Linked DNA regions of Homo sapiens: region 1 is linked to region 2. A link is an interaction called in ENCODE POLR2A ChIA-PET data of the cell type or tissue named here. Cell type or tissue: Panc1. All regions are shown on one strand.

Region 1 (2,500 bases), 340 kb after region 2:
ACCATGTAATCTGAGGCAATAATTCTGTCTGGGATAGATGACAGGCTCCACCTTGTCAGCAGAACAGAGCCCAAATCACAGCAGACCCCTGCAATGGGTGGAAGATTCTCCGGGGGAGGGGGCTTCTTTCCTCCTCCAGTGTAGGTATTGAAGGGACCTCCGATTGTCTCTAGGCCGTGGTATATGGTGGTTTTTGTTTCCTATTTTTATTTATCTATATTTTCTGAATTTTGTACGTTATTATTAGCAGCATTTAAAAACATCATTGGCCAGGCATGGTGGCTCATGCCTGTAATCCCAACACTTTGGGAGGCTGAGGTGGGCAGATCACGTGAGTCCAGGAGTTTGAGATCAGCCTGGGCAATAGAGTGAAACACCATCTCTACAAAAAATTAGCCAGACATGGTGGCACATGCCTGTGGTCCCGGCTACTCATGAGGCTGAGGTGGGAGGATCACTTGAGCCCAAAAGGAGGAGGATGCAGTGAGCCATGATCACAGCACTGCACTCCAGCCCGGGCAAGGAAGTGAGACCCTGTCTCCATAAAAGATAATAAAAAATAAAATGCATATATACTGAAGTAAAAATTATATAACTACTACATGCACAAAAAGACATCTACAAGGATTTCAAGACAGCATTTTAGTAATAGCCAAAAACTGAAAACAACCTAAAGGTTCGTCAAGAGGGAAATGGTTAATGGTGTTCCATTTCTACCATAGAATACTATGCAAGAGTTAAAAAGAATGAGGCTGGCCGGGCGCGGTGGCTCATGCCTGTAATCCCAGCACTTTGGGAGGCCGAGGAGGGCGGATCACGAGGTCAGGAGATCAAGACCATCCTGGCTAACACGGTGAAACCCCGTCTCTACTAAAAATACAAAAATTAGCCGGGCGTGGTGGCATGCACCTGTAGTCCCAGCTGCTGGGGAGGCTAAGGCAGAAGAATGGCGTGAACCCGGGAGGCGGAGATTGCAGTGGGCAGAGATCGCGCCACTGCACTCCAGCCTGGGTGACAGAGCAAGACTCTGTCTCCAAAAAAAAAAAACAAGAATGAGGCAGACCTTCGTGTACTGAGAAAGGGCACAGAGTGCAAGAGGGCCATTCTCTGGGTCACAGAGGATCCTGCTTGCCTCACCCTGCTCCTGACCCTGCCAGGATATATGGATAGGTGAAAGAAGCAAGTCAAAGAACAACAAAGCCTGGGCAACATAGGGAGACCCCATCTCTACTAAATAAATAAATACATAAATAAGCCTGGTGCTATGGAGCACACCTGTGGTCTCAGCTACTCGGGCTGAGGCAGGAGGACTGTGTAAGCCCAGGAGATCGAAGCCGCAGTGAGCTGTCATCGTGCCACTGCGCTCCAGCCTGGGCAACAGAGTGAGACCCTGTCTCACAAAAAATTAAATTAAATTAAAAACAAAAATAAAGGCCGGGCATGGTGGCTCACGCCTGTAATCCCAGCACTTTGGGAGGCTGAGGGAGGTGGATCACCTGAGGTGGAGAGTTTGAGACCAGCCTGGCCAACATGGTAAAATCCTATCTCTACTAAAACTATAAAAATTAGCTGGGTGTGGTGGCGGGCACCTGTAATCCCAGCTACTCGGGAGGCTGAGGCAGGAAAATCACTTGAACCCAGGAGGCGGATGTTGCAGTGAGCCAAGATCGTGCCACTGCACTCCAGCCTAGGTGATAAAGCAAGATTCTGTCTCAAAAAAACAAAACAAACAAATAAAAACATCATTGCCATTGCTATATTGGATTGGGCAAAGGATGGGAGAAGAGGGAGCCAGAGCAAGGAGTGCTTGTGATGGAGCAGCCAGGCTGCAAAACATCATTGCCATTGAATCTGGGCTGATCTGGTGTCTTGCTTGGGGCAGTAGAAGTGGTGGAAGTGACACTGTCCCAACTTCAGGGCTAGTCCCTAAGTCTGGCAGCTTCTGCTTTCATTCCCTTGGATGAAATATAATTCCCAGCTGCCATGTAATTAATCCAGTTGACCTGAAACCACCATGCTGACCACGTGGAGAGGCCATGCAGAGGAGCGCTGAGGTGCCAGGCCTGTAAGTGACGCCTTCTTGGCCCTTCCCTCCCAGTCCAGCTGCCAGCTGAATGCAGCTGAGTGACCCCAGCTGACACCACATGGAGCAGAAGAACCACCCAGCCAAGCCCTGCCCAAATTCCTGACTCACAAAATCATGAGAAATAATAAATTGCTGTTTTAAGCCACTAATTTTTATTTACTTTTTCCTTTTTTATTTTTTATTTATTTATTTTTTTTTGAGATGGAGTCTTGCTCTGTCTTCCAGGCTAGAGTGCAGTGGCGCAATCTTGGCTCACTGCAACCTCCACTTCCCAGGTTCAAGTGATTTTCCTACCTCAGCCCCAAGAAGCTGGGACTAGAGGCCCTGCCACCACATCTGGCTAATTTTTGTATTTTTAGTAGAGATGGGGTTTCACCATATTAGCCAGGCTGGTCTTGAACTCCTGACCTCAGG
Region 2 (2,500 bases):
TCTACATAGATAATAATGTCATGTATAAATAGAGACGGTTTCATTTCTTCCTTTCCAATGTCCATGCCTTCTAATTTCCTTTTCTTGCCTTATTGCATTGCCTAGAACTTCTAGTACTATTCTGTATAAGACTGGTGAGAGCAGGTATCTTTGCCTTAGCCTTACTCTTGATTTTTTTTTTAACAGACAGGGTCTCACTATGTTGCCCAGGCTGGCCTTGAACTCCTGGGCTCAAGCAATCCTCTTCTCTCAGCCTCCTGAGTAGCTGGGACTACAGGTGCGCACCATCATGCCTGTCTCTCCTGATCTTTTGAAAAATATTGAAACCCTATGTCTTAAGGCTTTTTAACTTGAATTACACTATAGACTAATACTTAATGTTGCCCCGTTAGGTATTCATTTGCATATTAACTTTCCTCTCTGTTTTTTTAGAGATGGGGGTCTCACTCTGTAGCCCAGGCTAGAGTGCAGTGGTGTGATCATAGCTCACTGCAGCCTCGACCTGCTGGGCTCAAGCAATTTCCCACCTCAGCCTCCTGAGTAGCTGGGACTACAGGTGTGTCCCTCCACATCCAGCTAATTTTTTTTTTAATTTGTACAGATGAGGTCTCATTATGTTGTCCAGGCTGGTCTCAAACTCCTGACTTCAAGTGATCCTGCTGCCTTGGCCTCCCAAAGTGCTAGGATTACAGGCATGAGTCACTGTGCCCAGCCTACTTTTTAATCTATACAGCTAAAGAGGATATCTTAAAAGCAATTAGACTTCTTCCTTGCTTAATGTCCACGATCTTATATATGTTCTTTCTAAATTCGAGAAAAATATTCTGCAGCCGGGCGCAGTGGCTCACGCCTGTAATCCCAGCACTTTGGGAGGCCGAGACGGGCAGATCACAAGGTCAGGAGATTGAGACCATCCTGGCTAACACGGTGAAACCCCGTATCTACTAAAAATACAAAAAAATTGGCTGGGCGTAGTGGCGGGCGCCTGTAGTCCCAGCTACTCGGGAGGCTGAGGCAGGAGAATGGCATGAACCTGGGAGGTAGAGCTTGCAGTGAGCCGAGATCGCGCCACTGCACTCCAGCCTGGGCGACAGAGCAAGACTCCATCTCAAAAAAAAAAAAAAGAAAGAAAAAAAAGAAAAATTTTCTGCAAAGGGTGTCAATGTTAATATTATAATAATTCTTTAACAATGAATTCCTCTCCAAATGCACTTAGAGAAATGTACATAAGTGTGAGAAATCACCATTAAGTACACTTAAATCTACACATTGACTAGTTCTAGCTGAATTTCTAGTTTATGAAAAGGTATTAATGTTTCTAGTTTATGAAAAGGTAATGAGGAAAACTTTCTTTAAAAGATGTGTTTAACAGCCAAATCAGATATACTGAACAGACATAAAAAAGTAACAATATTTTTTTCACCTCAGGCCTTTCCCCTGGTTTGATCTGACTGCTGTGCAACTCAAGGAAACTCCGTTTAGCCAGCATCTCTCAAGTAGTCCTGTTCTCCAAGACCACCTTACCCATCTATACTGTGCTTCATTTGGCATCTCCCTAACCAAAGAACAGCCAGTCATTTCCACAGGCTTTCCATCCCAATAAGAGAACTCAGGAATCAGGATTTTTTCCCACTCACAGATTTTCCCTATAATAGTTGTGCCCTGATTATCACAATTGACTGTGGGAGTCTTGTGGCTGTATTGTGTTTGCCACATGATAGACATCAGGAATTATAAAACTGTACTGATGACTCTTTAAAATGTAGAATAAAACAAGTGGTCCTATCCATCAATATGTATCTGGCTCTCAGAAGCAACTAGTGAAACTACACAACCTAACTTAAGTAAGCTGCTCCCGCAGAAAAGTCTTGTTAATACAAATTATTTCTCTTCTAAAATTAAAGAAGTTATAATGTTATAAGTTTTAGACAATTACATACTGCAGCTTCTTTTCCAATAAATCAAGTTTCAATCCATTTGCCAGCAGTAGGTAGCTGGAAAAAGATACAGTTTGATTTTCTCACAATTTTGGACAGAGAAGTGAAGGTATGGTAAACCATCTTAATTGAATTATGGCTTGTATCATGCTTATTTTGACTATATATGACTGTTCTGGTACTATCTTATTTACAGCTGTTCCCATTTAAACCATTTAAAAAACTGGTATTTAATGGCTAAAACTAATTTTGCAAAATATAGATCTATACTGCAAATTTGTTGATTTCCTTTATGTTTTGCAAATACTTTTTGTCAGTTATAAGAGTTGAAAACAACAGGGATGTCACTATGCTCTGTCATAGAACATAACTACTGTTTGCTAAATGCTAAAGGGCTTTTGAACAAAACCATTCACTATATATGTAAATCACTATGGTCTTAGGTTAATCATTTACCTTTTGTTTTTTTACATAATCGTGAGCCAGGCAAATGCAATGGTATGGTGTTAGAATGGTTTCTGATACAATTTTGTTAGTCCAATTTGGGAAAATATTAGGTTCAT

Evidence for each region. Peaks named below come from ENCODE experiments on the same cell type or tissue, not always from the same donor. Only the 100,000 strongest peaks of a DNase experiment are listed, where the experiment ranks them.
Region 1: POLR2A ChIA-PET joins it to region 2 with 7 read pairs; 2 of 35 experiments call an interaction of 5 or more read pairs at or near these places.

Annotation. Positions count from the first base shown.
Region 1 is chr14:77,055,722-77,058,221 of GRCh38, reverse strand. The region is part of intron 1 of LINC02288 (long intergenic non-protein coding RNA 2288); the gene reads right to left. Among named protein-coding and RNA genes, the nearest start is that of LINC02288, 16 kb to the right of the region's middle. In Panc1, no CTCF peak of the experiment used is centred here; no DNase peak of the experiment used is centred here; H3K27ac peaks cover 1,291 bases.
Region 2 is chr14:77,393,734-77,396,233 of GRCh38, reverse strand. NOXRED1 (NADP dependent oxidoreductase domain containing 1) reads left to right here. Exons shown (of 6, transcript NM_001113475.3): 6 at 1,429-2,213. The coding sequence ends at 1,603. Among named protein-coding and RNA genes, the nearest start is that of SAMD15, 18 kb to the right of the region's middle. In Panc1, no CTCF peak of the experiment used is centred here; no DNase peak of the experiment used is centred here.